2 separate regions of the Homo sapiens genome follow, and region 2 is linked to region 1. A link is a loop called in an ENCODE intact Hi-C map of the cell type or tissue named here. Cell type or tissue: B cell. All regions are shown on one strand. Each heading gives the region's core, and the rest is flanking DNA. Links, peaks and the distances in the headings are about the cores only.

Region 1 (8,830 bases), core at 3,048-5,547:
GTGAACTCTGCCAGTTATCAGCGGAATGTTCTAGCTGCAAATTGCCCCTTTCTCGCAAGCTCTAGGAAGCCGGCTGGTAAACAGCGCCCTCCTTTGCCCGCCGCTGCAATGTTAGGCTTTGCCAAAAGAGAGCACCTGGGGGAAGCTGCGAGGCCACCGCGGCGAGAAGGTGCTTTCCTGTTTCCCTGCTGTCCTTTCTTTTTATTCCGCACAGAAGCCATATATATATATATATATATATATATATATATATATATATATATATATATAGTGTACATTTATATATTAGGCTTTTAGGCCATATATATATGTGTGTGTATATATGTATATGTATCGCTACATATATATACTATATATACATATATACTATATATACTTTCTACACACTATAAATAGATAGTGTGGCACATCTATATATTACACATTTAGGCTCTTTATAGATATGTACCACCACATATATAGTGATACATTTATATATATATATATATATCGACTAAACAGCATTTAGGCTGTTTCCAGCTTTTTGCTACCACAAGTAATGCAGGAATTAGCAAATAAGATCTTCCAGATAATACCCAGAGGCAGGACTGCTGGATCAGGAGGAATGCACATTTTCAGTTTTACTGCCCTCTAATGTGGCTGATGAATTTACACCCTACTAGCAATGTGTGGGTTCTGTTTCTCTAACTCTTTACCACACTTGATATCAGCAGACTTTTCCATTTGCACCACGCAGCTCTTACTACAACCCTCCTTTACAGCTCTCAACTAACCCAGGCAGGCAGCATGCGTGGGCCAGACACCAGGGCAGTCCTCCACTGCAGTTAGATATTGAGTCTCCCTCCTGTGACTGGGCAGACGAAAAGGACTTGTTCACTCTTGTTTTCTCTAACACAGCGCTTCACACACAGAGTTCTTTTCCAGTTATGTGACTAATTCAATAAACTGCCTGAGCCTTAGTTTCCCAATCCTTGTCATTAAATGGTCACTGTGCCCACTGGTGTGCTGGGAAAAGTTTAACAACTAACAGAGTAGCAAGGGCGGTGGGAGTCCTAATTTGTAGCATTTGCCCATTTCCATGGTATAAATAATCCCACCATGGCTGATTTCAAGCTACCAAGGTGCCCCACTGAACACAGAGTTGGGAAGAGATGCTCTTAAATCATCAGCTCTCCTGAGCTGGTGCAAGCCAGTTGCGGGACACCACTGGGCTTTTTGCAACCCTGTTTCTTAATTCTCAGTTCTGGGCAGGCTGTAGTCGCCTCCCCGTGCTTCTGTACAAGTAGACAGCGACATCTGGTGGCAAAGTCAAGCAAATCCCAGACCATGTAGAGAAGGGCCTAGAGTATGGGAAAACAAGAAACACCCCTCTTCTCCCACCAGCACCCCCACGAAAGGTTCCTGTCCTCTTCCTCAACCAACCCTGGGACCCATCAACTCCAGCAAAAACTCAATGCCTGGGGAGTTCCTACATGGGCAGCCTGCAGGTCTCCCTTCCTGTGGCAGCTGGGGTAGAGTGGCATGGCTCCTGGTGTTGGAATAAGCAGTGACCTCGTACAGCAGTCATTCCCACTGCCTGCCTGCAGACCCCTTGCCTTACCCCTGGTTGAGAATTATCAGAAGCGTCCCTCAACCCAAAGCAGTCACCACAGCACTCCTAGAACAAGAGTTACTCAGCTAGTGTGACCAGAGCACTGGTTCACCATGAGCGCTTCCTCCTGGAATTTGGACAACCATCTCAGGGCCTTTCTTTGGTCAATTTCCTTCTGATTCTGTGTGTAAGACTTGTGTGCAGAATCTCAGTGGCCTAAATATCTCAGCCTATGGTAGGATAGGCGGGGAAGTGAGGGTGGCCCCTGCAATAGCAAAGCCATTACACTTAGCCTTTGGCCACTAAAACCCCCTATGGCAGCAACAGGCTGCTGACCACCGAACGTTCACCTCCTTTTCCATAGTGTATTCCTTTTCTTGAGACAGGGTCTCCCTGTATCACCCAGGCTAGAGAGCAGCAGTGCATCCATAGCTCCCTGCAATCTCAGACTCCTGGGCTCAAGTGATCCTCCTGCCTCAGCCTCCTGAGTAGCCGGGACTACATGCACACACCACCACACTTAGCTAATTTTTGTATTTTTTGTAGAGATGGGGAATCTCATTATTTGCCTAAGCTGGTCTCGAACTCCTGGCCTCAAGGAATCCTCCCACCTTGGCCTCCCAAAGTGCTGGGATTACAGGCATGAGCCACCACATCCAGCTTCCATAGTGAACTGTTAAAGAAGGCATCTGTTTAGCCCAGGACTCTACTTTCCATATCCCTAAAAGGGCAATGTGTGAAAAGATTATCTGTGCAAATATAAAGTCCCTGGCTGCTGCTTCTACAGACAAGCTCCTACTGCATCCTCAGGCAATCACCTTTCCACCCTGGGGCTGATCCTCCAGACCTGCACCAGCCCACCCACATACCCCTGGGCAATGATAGGCCCTTCCATGGACCAGCTTCTGCTCACACTCTCTGGCAAGCGTCTTGGCCTCTGGCAGGCTACAGCTCACAGCAAAACCATGCTCTCCTGGAAAAGTCTGAATCTCAGCCTTGCCTGGGGTCCCATTCTCAAGCTCTTAGTTCCTTCACTCACTCCGCGTGAGTCGGTAGCTGCTTTCTGAATCTGCTACTCATGAACGTTGTACAGTCCTGCTTTATCCTTTTCATGAGCTCACCACTCTTTATAGTTTAACAACTCTGAAAAAATCCCTGTTCAAATTACTGGTGTGGTTTGCCTCCTGAGTCTACCCTGGTTGACACAATATCTCAGCATCAAAAGATGGCATGGAAATGAAGGTCATCTCCGAACTGCTACTATGATAGACCTTCAATCAAATGAAGTCAAATGAAGCCTTCAGGCATTCATCTTGCAGAATGCAAACAGTCAGCTGCCACAGGGAACTGCAGAAGGCAAGCGTTGTGACCAAACCATAAATGCTGGTCAGCCCCATCTAAATCAGGTTAAAATGGGGATAGATATCAGCCAGTGAGAACACAGGCAGCTTTCTTTGGAATGGCCACTTCGGGGGTGGTGGGTGAGCAAAGAATGGATGCAGATGCTCTCTCCTCTCCAAGGAGCAATGTGGACTTCAAAGCCCACAAAGATTCGTGAGATTTATTCCTAGAATAAGTACCCTAGAGAAGCCCGCCCAGCAGAGTATAAAAGAAATCAAGAATTTCCGGTGGACCCAGAACGTGTCACAGCTTGGGGCCAAATAAATTACACTCCTGCAAATGCCTCGGGCCTAGCTCCAGTAAAAAGTGACAGGACAGCCATGTGTCCAAAAGCTAGTGCATTGCACAGCAAGGAGGAAACCAATTTCCTTTAGCCTTTGCTCCCCTAGAGACGTCATATGACCAGAGTGAGGTTGGACACTCAGCTCTCTATCTTTTCAAATAATTCCCCATCTCCAAGTTCATGGAAAGAGAGAAAACCATCATGTCACCATAGCGATGACTCCTCTAATGATGGTTCAGAGTGGAAAACTTCTGACTTCAAGGATGGCCTCATACAGGATGGACGTGAATGCTGGTCCTCAAAACCCCAATGTCACATTTTTAAAAATCTGACCATCCCTCAGTCAGTGTCAGGGGTTTTCATGTGGGAAACCTCAAAGAAGGTGAGAAGGCAGGGGAGGTGTAACCCACAGTAATTATTAATAAAACCAACATTCCAGGACAAACTACTGCTAAGGAGGTTGAATTTTTTTTCTAAATGATCCTTCACAAGTAAAATAAGGAACTGGAGTCCTTGGACTGATCGCTATATTATGCTAAATGGATGACAGAATACAGCTCAGGAGTCAAAGATCATAAGCTTCCAAGTGGCCACAGGGACAATAAGCCTTTCAGCCCTTGGGTAATAAAGTCAGACAATCTGGTCCAGCAGCCAGAAGATGGCTGAGCTGGAGGAACATCGATGATGGGACAGTCCCAGCGTCCGCCCTCTCTGCTGGAAGGACATTAGCTGCTGAGAATAACTGGATCCAAATTGTTAACGTGACCCCCCACTGCTCATGGGGATGAAGAAAAAGATCTGGGGTGATTGGAACCTTACAAAGCAGGGACACAGATGCTTTATGTCTTTCGAAGGTCTAGTTGTAAAAACAAGACCCGAAAGCAGCCTCTCGGTCTTTTCACTGCTGGCCAGCAAAACTGGGAGAGGACTATGTTGTGATGTCCCCAGGATATCCTTCATGATTGCCACCAAGATCTGCTGGGATAGGTGCCCAAGACCTGGAAGGAACACTAAACTAGAGACCCAGGGATGCACACACCTTGCATGTTCTCACAATGAGGCTAAACCAGACTCATCACCGAAGAAATGCCAGCCAACAGCCTGTGGACATGGATGCAGATTGACTATTCCAGCCCCTCAGTGAACAAGCTCCAAGTGTGTTTCCTTGTAAAGCAGTTATACAGGTCAAAAATCACTTCATCACAAATGAAATACGGTCAAACTACCACAAAACACAGGGCTAAAATATCTCATCACCGGAGGGTGCCAGAGACCACCAAATATAATCCAGATTCAAGGCAGTCCATGTGAAAATTGCCCACCAGGTGGCGGAAATGCAGGGAGACGGCCAGCATGTACAGATAATTTGTTTCCCGGGTCCACACATTATCTGATGAGAGTGAATCTGACCCTAGAAGAGAACTACACAACTACTTGGTTGCATTAGGGTTCAACAAGACTGTGCACGCTCCAAAAATTCTCAAAAAGGTCAAATCCAAGTAACAAGGGTTTTAGCCTATGAACCAAGGTGTGGCTAGAGAAAAGATTGTTTGAATTTGAAAAGAAGCTAGGAGGTTGACTCACTGGGGCATCTATCCTTGAGTCTTCCTGCAGTGGGAGGCAGAGTGAGCGGTCAGCTGGGCATCCACATCTAGAGTGTTGAAAACCTCCTGGGGGTGGAGACGGGGGACTTCCACTTCCAGAATGGGCAATTGTGTGTGTGTATAAAATATTTAAGATATATGTATTTATTTAAAGTCTCTAGAAATGGCCTTAGGGCATACAGCAAATAAAAAAACATTTAATTCAAGAACATCTATTAAAACCTGGCAAGAAATGGGAGGGTCTGTGGCATTTCAACCACGACCTGCTCCATTCCTCCCACTGCCAGCAAAATGTGACAGAAACTCCACTCCAGGTGGGTACAGCCAAGGACACAGCACTGTCTCCACCCAGCTCCCAGTCAAGGGCTATGGTATTTTCCCAAGAAGGAAAATCCATCAGCATTTTTCTTCCCACCCCAGCTACCTGTTGCAGAGACTAAATTCCAGGTGATTGTAGTAATCGGTTGAGGCTCTCTTCTTTTGCTCAGCCCCTACTTGTGGGACAAAAGCCCTGCCTTGGGTGCAACACACTGAGAATACTGGCACCATCAACCAGCTCATTTGTAAAGTAGAGGTTCCATGCTATGAGAAGCAAGCTGGGAATACAATAGACTCTCCAATAAGCACCCACCTCCTAAAGCAGGGGTGTCACTCAGAAAGTAGCTACCTACCACTGTCCCCACCCAGCCCCAGAGCCATAGCCAAAAGCTCCTGAAACATTTCCCCAAGAGGAAAGGCAGGACATAGAGAGCTCTAAAGCCCTTCCCGAATGAACTGACTTTATTTGCAAATGAGTACAAAGTTCAACATTAAGGGGACTTTCAAAACAATGAAGCTTGGGCAAAAAGCAATTGAGAGGAAACTGGTAAGTTCATTAGTGACATAAACTAGACCATAGGCCAGCTAGTTTATCAGAGAGAACCAGGAAAAGACATGGCTAAAAACAGACCTCTTGGGGTCAAAGCAAACCTCAAACACTGACCTCAAAAACTATCCCTGCAAATGAGCCTCAGTTTAATTGGATAAGTCATCTCAATAAAGGTGTTTTTTAAAGAAAAAAAACAGCAATAACAATTATACATTCTGGTCAACATGGAGTAACAGGAGCTGGATTTATTTTTAGGCCTGGAATAATTTTAAAAACAACACAAAATATTTAAGTCACTGGACATCAGGCAATGAAAGATAGTGGTTTATAAGAGATGAGAAATGAATAAGATGAGCCCCACGATTGCCCCAGATTACTGCATGGAGAGTTTCCAGTCTGAGGCTCAAGGAGGAGAGAACGTAACCACAGCCCACTGGCCTCCCCGAGTTGAAGAAACAGAGCTGCTTGGGATCCCAGGCCGCTGGAGTTCATAGGGCAGAGTACCAAAGAGGAGGGAGCTTAACAGAAAGAGAACTCTGCAAATACGAGAGTGTAAGTATTATACTGAGTAGTGATCAGTGTATGCATATGAGGAATGTACCTGAGGCCAAGAAAAAGACTACCCAAAAGCATTGAACAGAACAATCCCCAGAGAAAATTCAGGGCTGAAAATAATGCCTGACCTCATCAACAAGTACAGAAAATCTCATAATTCATTAAGCATCAGGTAGAGTACTCAGAGGAGTCTTCCTGATCTGTGGACAAAATTAACCATAGACTTAATGCTGTTGTGGTCTCATGTAAAAATGTTAAAAGAAAGCTGGGGATAGATTAAACTGTTTCAAAATAATTTAACTGTGTACCAGAACACAACTTAAGAATACAAAAATATCTAGCACCTGCAAAGATAAAATGCACAATGTCTAGCATTCAACTACAAATTAACATGCAGGCAAAGAAGTGGAAGAATATGATCCATAGTTAGGAAAATATCAGCCAGTCAAAGCTGATCCAAAATTGACATAGGTAATAAATAGATAAGGTCATTAAAGCAGTTATTATAATACTATTCCATATGTATAAGGAACTAGAGGAAGGATTAAACATTTTTGGCGAATGCACAGAAGGTTTTTTCTAAAACCAAATTAAACTTATAGAAAACAATGTGATGAAAAATACACTAGATGGAATTAATGACAGATTAGAAACTGCAGAAGAAAAGATTAGTGAACTTGAAGGCAGAGCAGTAGAAATTATACAAAATTATCAGAGGGTTAAAGGACTAAAAAAATAAAGAGAACATCAGTGACCTGTGAGATAAATGCCAGTGGTAAAATATATATGTGGTTAAAGTCTCTGAAAAAGAAGAGGGGATTTGAAAAAATAATGACAGAAAATTTTCTTAATGTGATGAAAACTGTATACCTACGGATTAAAAAAGTTCAACCAACCGTAATCACAAAAACATGAAGAAAACCATACCAAGTCACACTATGATCATCAAATTTCTTAAACCAACTCATCTAAGAGAAAATTTTAAGTGGCCAGAAGAAAAAAAATACATTATATGCAGAAGAACAAAGAAAAGGATGACAGCAGATTTCTCAGAAAAACAATGCAAGTGGCCAGGTACAGTGGCTCATGCCAGTAATCCCACCACTTTGGGAGGCCGAGATGAGAGGATAACTTGAGGCCAGGAGTTCAAGACCAACCTGGGCAACATAGCGAGACCCTGTCTCTACAAAAAAAAAATTTTTTTAATTAGCTGGTGTGATGGTGCATCACTGTAGTCCTAGCTACTCAGGAAGCTAAGGCAGGAGGATCACTTGAGCCCAGGAGTTAGAGGCTGCACTGAGCTATAATCACATCACTGCACTCCAGCCTTAGCAACAGAGTGAGACCCTGTCTCAACAAAATAAAAAATAAAAGACACAATGCAAGTTAGAAGAGAGTGGAACAATATCTTTAAAGAATTTAAAGGAAAAAAGTTCATCCTAGAATTATTTACCTAGCACAAATATCTTTCGAAAAAGAAGGCTGAGATTTTTTAGACGTACAAAAGCTGAATGTATCATTGAATTTTCACTATAAGAATTTTTAAAGAAAGTCTTCAAGCAAAAAGAAAATGACATCGCATGGAAATCTGGGTCTACACAAAGGAGTAACGAAGGGTGCCAAAAATGGAAACTATATGGATAAATATACAGACTTGTTCCTAATTATTTAAATCTCTTTAAAGAATATTAAACTATTTAAAGGAGAAATAATGACATTCATAAATTAAAATTTAACATTTATAACAAATGTAAAGTAAAACATACAACAATATCACAGAGGCTAGAGAGGAGAAATGAAGTACAGATACTGGGAGATCAGTTCCAAGACCACCCAAGGATACCAAAATCTAAGGATGCTCTAGTGCCTTATATAAAATAATGTAGTATTTGCATATAACTTAAGCACATTCTCCCATATACTTTAAATCATCTCTAGATTACTTATAATACCTAATACATGTAAATTATCTGTAAATAGTTGTTATACTGCATTGCTTTTATTATTGTATTATTTTTAGCAATAAAATATTTTTTAATTTTTAATTTTAATTTGGGTGGGTACCTAGGCAGGTATATGTATTTATGGGATACATGAGATGTTTTCACACAGGCTTGCAATGTGTAATAATCACATCTTGTAAAATTGGGTATCCATCCCCCTGAAGAATTTATTCTTTGTGTCACAAACAATTCAATTACACTCTTTTAGTTATTTTTAAATGTATAATTAAATTATTACTGACTATAGTCACTCTGTTGTGCTGTCAAATTTATTCATATCCATTCTTTTTAACTACTTTTTTGTACCCATTAACCATCCCCACCTCCCTCTCCCCTTCCCACCCCCATCTCATCCTCTGGTAACCATCCTTCTACTCTCTATCTTCATGTGTTCAATTGCTTCGATTTTTAGATCCCATAAATAAGTGAGAACATGTGTTTGCCTTTCTGTGCCTGGCTTATTTCACTTAGCACAATGACCTCCAGTTCCATCCATGTTGTTGCAAATGACAGGATCTCATTAAT
Region 2 (8,830 bases), core at 3,649-6,148, 220 kb after region 1:
CCCTCAGATCTTTGCTCCGCACTCTGGCTGGGGGCAGGAATAAAGGACAGCTGTATTGATGGCCCAGTTTTCTGATCTTGCCCCCAGCTCCCTATGGTTGATAGATGACAGATGATGGATGACAGATGATGGATGGTGGTCACATGGCCACATCCCACTTGAAGGGAGCCCTCCTCTGGCCTCCAGCCTCCCAAGTGGGTGGGGACAGGGGTGGAGACAGCGCGGAAAAGGAGCAAGAAAGAACAAAAGCTCACGCAGGCTTTTAATTCGGGCTCAGGCAGATCTGAGGGCAGAAAGCCCAGCCATCTACAATGTCTTGCCTGATGGTACTGATTGTGACTCAGGAGGTTGGGCTCAAGTCTGGGCCCCCAGTTATTGCTATGTGACTTGGGGAGGTCACTCTCTGAGCCCGTTTCCCTGCCTCTTGTTGGGGTAATGGCTGGGGAGGTGGAAAGAAATCACGCTGAAGGACCTCAGTTCCAGGCTGGCCCCCTGGTGAGGGCTGGTTGGATAGGACCCCTGAAGACTGTGTGACCCTCATGAGCAGAGCCATTGCACCCACCCACAAGGGGCCTTTGGGTGAATTAGAAAAAGGTACCTTGGCTGGGTGCGGTGGTGCACACCTGTAATTCTGGCACTTTGGGAGGTGGAGGTGGGCGGATCGCTTGAGCTCAGGAATTCGAGAACAGGGCAACATGGCAAAACTGTCTCTACAAAAACTATAAAAATTAGCTGGGCATGGTGGTGTGTGCCTGTAGTCCCAGCTACTTGTGAGGCTGAGGTGGAAGGATCGCTTGGGCCCAGAAGCTTGAGACTGCAGAGAGCTGAGATTGTGCCACTGCACTCCCTCCTAAGCAACTGAACAAGACCCTTTAAAAAAAAAAAAAAAAGCAAAAAAAGAAAAAGCCACCTGTGCAGTTCCCCAAAAAGTAAAACATAGAATTGTCACATGACATGGCCCAGAAATATACCGTTCCTAGGTATATCCTCCAAAGAACTGAAAGCAGACTCAAACAAGTACATTGCCTTAGTGGGAGCCTGCCATAGTCTAGGTGGTTTTTAGAACAACAGAAATTTATTTCTCACAGTCCCGGAGGCTGGAAGTTCCAGATCAGGGTGCCAACACGGTTGGATTCTGGCAAGGGCCCTTTTCTAGGTCACAAACTGTAGAATTCTCACTGTATCCTCACATAGCAAAAAGAATTTGAGAGCGCTCTTCAGGGTTCCTTTAAAAGGCCACTAATCCCAGCCAGGCACAGTGGCTCACACCTGTAATCCTAGCACTTTGGCAGGCCGAGGCGGACAGACTGCCTGAGCTCAGGAGTTTGAGAGAAGCTTGGGCAACATGGTGAAAAAAAAACAAATTAGCCGGGCGTGGTGGTGAGCACCTGTAGTCCCAGCTACTCGGGAAGCTGAGGCAGAAGAATTGCTTGAACCCAGGAGGCGGAGGTTGCAGTGAGCTGAGATCATGCCACTGCACTCCAGCCTGGTGACAGAGCGAGACTCCACCTCAAAATAAATAAATAAATAAGGCCACTAATCCCATTCACGAGGACTCCACCCAGGACTTAACTACCTCCGAGGCACATTGAGGGTTAGAATTTCATATATATATATATATATATACCTACATATTTCCCACTTAGAGATGGGGTCTGACTATGTTCCCCAGGCTGGCGTGCTGTGGCTATTCACAGGCACAATCCCACTACTGATTGGCACAGAAGTTTTAGCCTGTTGCACTTTCTTTTTTCTTCTTTTTTTTTCAAGGTGGAGTCTCACTCTGTCCCCAGGCTGGAGTGCAGTAGTGCAATCTTGGCTCACTGCGGCCTCTGCCTCCCGGGTTCAAGCGATCCTCCTGCCTCAGCCTCCTGAGTAGCTGGGACTACAGGCGTGCACCACCACGCCCAGCCAATTTTTGTATTTTTAGTAGAGACAAGGTTTCACCATGTTGGCCAGGATGGTCTCAATCTCCTGACCTCATGATCCACCCACTGTGGCCTCCCAAAGTGCTGGGATTACAGGCGTGAGCCACTGAGCCTGGCCTACACTTTCTACCTGGGCAGGTTCACTCCTCCTTAGGAAACCTGATGGTCATCATGTTGATGACCCAGGAAGTCATCATACTGATGCTGAACTTAGTGCAGACACCTGACAGGCATAGTGCACTAAAGCCCAGAACTCCTAGATTCAAGCAACCCTCCCACCTCAGCCTCTGGAGTAGCTGGAACTACAAGTGTGTACCACAATGCCCAGCTAGAATTTCAACATACAAATTTTGGGGGACACAAACATTCAGTCCATTGTATACATGTACATACACATTCAAGTAATATTATTCATGCTGAGCGCGGTGGCTCACACCTGTAATCCCAGCACCTTGAGAGGCAGTGGGGGTGGATCACCTGAGGTCAGGAGTTTGAGACCAGCCTGATCAACATGGTGAAACCCCGTCTCTACTAAAAATACAAAATTAGCCAGGCGTGGTGGCACGTGCCTGTAATCTCAGCTACTCGGGAGGCTGAGGCAAGAGAATCGCTTGAAACTGGGAGGTAGAGATTGCGGTGAGCTGAGATCTTGCCATTGCACTCCAGCCTGGGCAACAAGAGCAAAACTCTGTCTCAAAAAAAAAAAACAAAAAAAAAAAAACAAGCAATGTTATTGACAACAGTGAAAAAGTGGAAGCCAGGATCGGTGGCACATATCTGTAGTCAGCTTCCTATCTAACAGGCCAGTCCTCAAGCACCTGGTTACCAGGAAGAAGAAACAAAAATTGTTAAAAAGCACCCTTCCTTAATGCATTTTATATCCATCTGTTAAAACAATTGCCATCATAAACTGATTCTGTAAGAATAAGACATACAAATGGAATCATACAATATGTGGCTTTTTGTGACTGCTTCTTTCACTTAGCATAATGTTTTCAAGGCTCATCCATGTTGTAGCATTTATCAGTACAATATTTCATTTCATTTTTTTCTTTTTCAGACAGCGTCTGGTTCTGTTGCCCCTCTGGAGTGCAGTGGCACTATCATGGCTCACTACAATCTCTGCCTATAGTGATGGTGCGCGTATAGTCCCAGCTACTTGGGAGGCTGAGGTGGGAGAACTGCTTGAATCCGGGAGGTGGAGGTTGCTGTGAGCCAAGATCACACCATTGTACTCCAGCCTGGGTGACAGAGCGAGATTCTGTCTCAAAAAAAAAAAAAAAAAAGGCCAGGTGCAGTGGCTCAGCCTGTAATCCCAGCACTTTGGGAGGCCGAGGCGGGCAGATCACGAGGTCAGGAGATCAAGACCATGGTGAAACCCCATCTCTACTAAAAAAATACAAAAAATTAGCCAGGCGCGGTAGTGGGTGCCTGTAGTCCCAGCTACTTGGGAGGCTGAGGCAGGAAATGGTATGAACCCAGGAGGCGGAGCAAGAATCCGTCTCAAAAAAAAAAAAAAAGACTGGGCACGGTGGCTCACACCTTTAATCCCAGCACTTTGGGAGGCCGAGGCAGGGTGGATTGTGAGGTCAGGAGATCGAGACCATCCTGGCTAACACGGTGAAACCCCATCTCTACTAAAAATACAAAAAATTAGCCGGGTGTGGTGGCAGGCGCCTGTAGTCCCAGCTACTCGGGAGGCTGAGGCAGGAGAATGGCATGAACCCAGGAGGCGGAACTTGCAGTGAGCCGAGATCGCCCCACTGCACTCCAGCCTGGGGTACAGAACGAGACTGCATCTAAAAAAAAAAAAAGAATGTCATATATTTGGAATCATACAGTATGTAGCCTTTTCAGAATAGTGTCTTTTCATATGGTAATAGGCATTTAAGTTTCCTCCATGTTTTTCCATGGCTTGTCAGCTCCTTTCTTTTTAGTGCTGATTAATATTCCATTGTCTGGATGTACCACAGTTTCTTTCTTTCTTTTTTTCTTTTTTTTCTTTGAGACGGAGTCTCGCTCTGTCACCCAGGCTGGAGTGCAGTGGCGCGATCTCCGCTCACTGCAAGCTCCGCCTTCCAGGTTCACGCCATTCTCCTGCCTCAGCCTCCCAAATAGCTGGGACTACAGGTGCCTGCCACCATGCCCAGCTAATTTTTTGTATTTTTAGCAGAGATGGGGTTTCAACATGTTAGCCAGGATGATCTCGATCTCCTGACCTCGTGAGCCGCCCGCCTCGGCCTCCCAAAGTTCTGAGATTACAGGCATCAGCCACTGTGCCTGGCCTTCTTTTCATTTATTTATTTAATTTGAGACAGGGTCTCACTCTGTCGCCCAGGCTGGAGTGCAGGGGTATGATCATAGCTCACTAAAACTTCAACCTCCCTGGCTCAAGCAATCCTTCCACCTCAGCCTCCAGAGTAGCTGGGACTACAGACACATGCCACAATGCTCAGGTAATTTTTTTATTTTTGGTTTTTTGTTTTTTGTTTTTTTTTTTTAGAGATGGGGTCTCACTATGGTGCCCAGGCTGGTCTCAAACTTCTTCTCCGTTATTATTTACTATTTATTTATTTTGAGACGGAGTCTCGCTCTGTCACCTAGGCTGGAGTGCAGCAGCACGATCTTGGCTCACTGCAAACGTCCATCTCCTGGGTTCCAGCGATTCTCTTGCCTCAGCCTCCTGAGTAGCTGGGACTACAGGCATGCGCCACCACACCAGGCTAACTTTTTCATATTTTTAGTAGAGACAGGGTTTCGCCATGTTGGTCAGGCTGGTCTTGAACTCCTGACCTCAAATGATCCACCCTCCTCGGCCTCCCAAAGTGCTGGGATTACAGGTGTGAGCCACTGTGCCCAGCCTCTATTCTTTCATCTGTTGACTGACACCTGCATGCTTTCCATCCCCAGGGCTTTGAGGCATGAGAAGTTCTGCATTGTCTCCAGCAGAGGGGGCGGTTGGGTCCCAGCCTGTTCTTCCAGTAAAGGGAAAGGGTGGCCTCCGGGAGGGGTTTGCTGGAACTTTTGCTTGGGGCCTAGGAACCACTTGGGCTGCTGCTGAGGGTGTGTGACGGTGTGTGTGTGTGTTTTGATTTTAAAATTACTTCTAGGCTGGGCACTGTGGCTCACGCCTGTAATCCCAGCACTTCGGGGAGCTGAGTTAGGAGGATCACTTAAGCCCAGGCGTCTAAGGCTGCAGTGAGCTAGGATTGCAATAATGCACTCCAGCATGGGTCACAGAGCGAGACCCCCATCTCAAAAAATATATAAGTAAATAAATAAATAATAGAATCATGTAACCACACTCAGAGAACAAGGGAAATTGAGGGGGAACATCACCAAAAACCCCACTTCTCTGTTATATTTTAGTTTCGAGATTTAAAAACATAATATGGATTGGGGATGCTGGAAATACTTGTTATCTAATTGTGGCGATGGCTTCAAAGTATACACAGATGTCAACACTCATCAAATCGCACTCCTTATGCGCAGTTTATGACACTTCAATTATACTTCAATAAAGTTGTAAAAAAAAAAAAAGCTGAGTGTGGTGGCTCACGCCTGTAATCCCAGTACTTTGGGAGGCTGAGGCAGGTGGATCCCCTGAGGTTGGGAGTTCGCAACCAGCCTGACCAACATGGAGAAACCCCGTTTCTACTAAAAATACAAAATTAGCCAGGAATGGTGGTGCATGCCTGTAATCCCAGCTACTCGGGAGGCTGAGGCAGGAGAATTGCTTGAACCGGGAAGCGGAGGTTGTGGTGAGCTGAGATCACGCCATTGCACTGCAGCCTGGGCAACAAGAGCAAAACTCCGTCTCAAAAAAAAAGAAAAAAAGATTGTAAAAAAAAAATTTTTTTTTTTTTTCAGACAGAGTCTCGCTCTGTCACCCAGGCTGGAGTGCAGTGACGCAATCTTGGCTCACTACAAGCTCCGCCTCCTGGGTTCACGCCATTCTCCTGCCTCAGCCTCCGAGTAGCTGGGACTACAGACGCCCACCACCACACCCGGCTAATTTGTTTTTGTATTTTTAGTAGAGTCGGGGTTTCACCGTGTTAGCCAGAATGGTCTCGATATCCTGACCTCATGATCTGCCCGCCTCGGCCTCCCAAAGTGCTGGGATTACAGGCGTCAGCCACGGCACTTGGCAAAAAATCTATTTTTTTTTAAATTACAAAAGATAGGTGGGTTGGCTTGTTTGTTTGTTTTTTCTTGAGACAGAGTCTCACTCCATCACCCAGGCTGGAGTGCAGTGGCGTAATCTCCCCTCACTGCAACCTCCGCCTACTGGATCCAAGCAATTCTCCAGCCTCCGCCTCTGGAGTCACCATGCCCAGCTAATTTTTATATTTTTGGTAGAGACAGGGTTTCACCATATTGGCCAGTCTGATCTTAAACTCCTGACCTCAAGTGACCCGCCCGCCTAGCCTCCCAAAGTGCTGGGATTACAGGCGTGAGCCATAGATAGGCGTTTTATTATGAAGAATTTAGAAAAGCATGATGATTTAGAAAATAAATGTCACCCACTGCTCATAGACAGCTGTGGAGCCCTTGGTGAAGCCCCCTCCTCCTGCTGAACCCCTCAGAAGGCTCCTGGGGTAGCGCTCAGGGCCCATCCAGCCTCCAGCTTCTGCAGCCAAGTTCCAGGGCCCACCTCTGCCCTGCCGGCCTCATGATGCCAGACTCAGCTAGCATCCTTCCCACTGAGGGAACAGCAGCTATCAGCATGAGGCTCTGCCTTCTTCACTGAGTCTTCTCCGCTCAGACTCCAGGGTCCCCATCATCTCCCTGGCCAGTCCCTTCTCAGTCCCTCTGCCTCTACTTCCCCCCTAGTCCAGTAACTGTCCCTTCTCCACCCAGCCTCACGCAGGCAGGGGGAGAGTCTCCAGCCCCGTGGCAACAAACAACATCGATTCACTGGCAACACTCCACTTTCTCTCTGAGGTCTTCATTGCTCCTTGGTGCAACAGGGTCACCCTCTGCCTGATGCCTGCTCATGGATGGGCTATGCGGACCTGAAGCCCTGTGCAGGCACCTCTGCTTGCCTGTTGCAGTCACCATCCCAAAGTCATCCCCATGAGCTGGCCTCCCTCTGTTGGGGAAAAGCTGGGTGTGGGGAGAGAAGCTGAGGCAGGGCTTGCATGTCTGCTAGACTTGCTGGCTCCTTCCTTCTAGCACTCTCATTATCTCAAGTAGCCATATGTTTCAAAGAAAATGCTAAACTGTCACAGCTGTAGCTCATTTGCTTGATACACCGCTTCCTTTCAATCCCCACATCCTCACCACCTGTTTCTTTGTTTGATCACCAATAAATAGCATAGGCTCCTAGGGCTAGAGGCCTTTGCAGCCTCTATACTAGCGTTGGCCCCCTGGTCCCACTTTCTCTCTTGCCTTTTCTCACTCCTTTGACTCCGCCAGACTTTGTCGCCCCCACGGCCTGGTGTTGGGTCTGATCACCCCAACATCCCTCATTCCCCACACCCACTCCATCTACAAGTCCCATGAGTTTTACTTCCAGAATGCTCCTGAATTCTAACCCCTTCTCTGGGGTACCTTGCTTCTGCCCTATTCTGGGTCACCAATGCCTTCCTCATAAACAATTGCCACAATCCCCAACCACTCCCCCTACTCCCACCTCCCACGCCCAACCTTCCATGCAACAGACCCCAGCAAGTCACCCCGCTTCCTGTGCGGTTGAGTACAGCAGCCACGGTGGCCATTGAAACTCACTAACACGAAACCAAACATTCAGTTCTTCAGCTGCCCCAGCCACGTTTCAGATGCTCAGTAATCACACGGGGCAGCTCGTGGCTGCCACATTGTGCAGCACAGATTACAGAACATGCCCATGGTACTGGCAAGTTCTATCGGACAGTGCAGGTCTAGAACCTTTGAGCAGCTTTTCCTTGCATTTAGAATAAAACCCAAACTTTGTGCAGGCCTACAAGGCCCTGCCTCACCTCTGATCCCACTTCCTACTGCCTACACCAGCCTCATCTCCCAACCTGGCTGCTCCTCAAACAGAACTTTGAAGCCTCCTTGTCCTTTGCCTACCTGGTCCTTGTCCTTAGGACCAGCTCAGGCATCACCTCCCCTGGCAAGCCTTTCCCCGAACTGTGCCTTCTCCCACAGGACACACACACCTTTGCTATAGCCGGGCTGTGAATGCCTTATCACTTCCTCCCCCATACACAGGCATCGCTCTCGGTGACCTATCTGCCCTCCAGGCCATGCACACATCTGGTTCCTCATTCCACCAGACCTGGTTGAGCACTTACTCTGAGCTCACTATATGAGAGACATAGGGGAACAAGACAAACAGGTCTGTGACCTTGCAGAGTTTAGATCTAGTTGGAACAGACACTGAGTGGGGGATTACAGAGTGTTATGTGTGTCTAAACCCCATGCCCATGCCCATGCCCTGCTGCATTCCTCCCTAGGGAGGGATGGATGATAAGAAAACTCTACAGGAAAGGCCCAGAGGCTCAGGATAGGGGTGCTTTCAGGGAAGTCCTGAGGAGAGAACAGTGTCCTTGGGGCCAGAAGAGGCTGTCCCACAAGGGAGAAAGCCACTATCTGGACGTGTCCTTGTGCCTAACAAAAAGCCATTTGCTATGCCAAGAGAACAGAGCATGCAAACTCAAACTAAACAGCTTCAGAGTTTACTTAGAGACAGGGTCTTGCTCTGTTACCCAGGCTGGAGTGCAGTGGCGTGATCCTAGCTCACTGAAGCCTCAAATTCCCAGGCTCAGTGCAATCCTCCCACCCCAGCCTCCTGAGCAGGTAGAACTACAGGCACGAGGCACCATGCCAGGCTAATTTTTAAATTTTTTTGTAGAGATGGAGTCTCACTATGTTGCCCAGGCTGGTCTTGAACTCCTGGGCTCAAGCGATACTCCTGC

The links. Hi-C counts contacts between places; a loop is a spot of excess contacts. Peaks named below come from ENCODE experiments on the same cell type or tissue, not always from the same donor. Only the 100,000 strongest peaks of a DNase experiment are listed, where the experiment ranks them.
Region 2: a loop joins it to region 1, with 7 times the contacts of the local background. A loop is called at or near these places in 7 of 110 quality-filtered maps.

What each region holds. Positions count from the first base shown.
Region 1 is chr22:22,954,806-22,963,635 of GRCh38, forward strand. No RefSeq gene overlaps it. Among named protein-coding and RNA genes, the nearest start is that of IGLL5, 71 kb to the left of the region's middle. RefSeq lists an enhancer at 1-56. In B cell, for the core only: CTCF peaks have their summits at 4,572 (motif pointing right) and 4,783; DNase peaks (open chromatin) are centred at 3,859 and 4,586.
Region 2 is chr22:23,169,220-23,178,049 of GRCh38, forward strand. It overlaps a transcript of RSPH14 not described here and a transcript of RAB36 not described here. Among named protein-coding and RNA genes, the nearest start is that of BCR, 6.9 kb to the right of the region's middle. RefSeq lists enhancers at 4,728-4,777, 4,763-5,057, 7,150-7,249 and a silencer at 7,637-7,736. In B cell, for the core only: CTCF peaks have their summits at 4,889 (motif pointing right) and 5,091; a DNase peak (open chromatin) is centred at 4,892.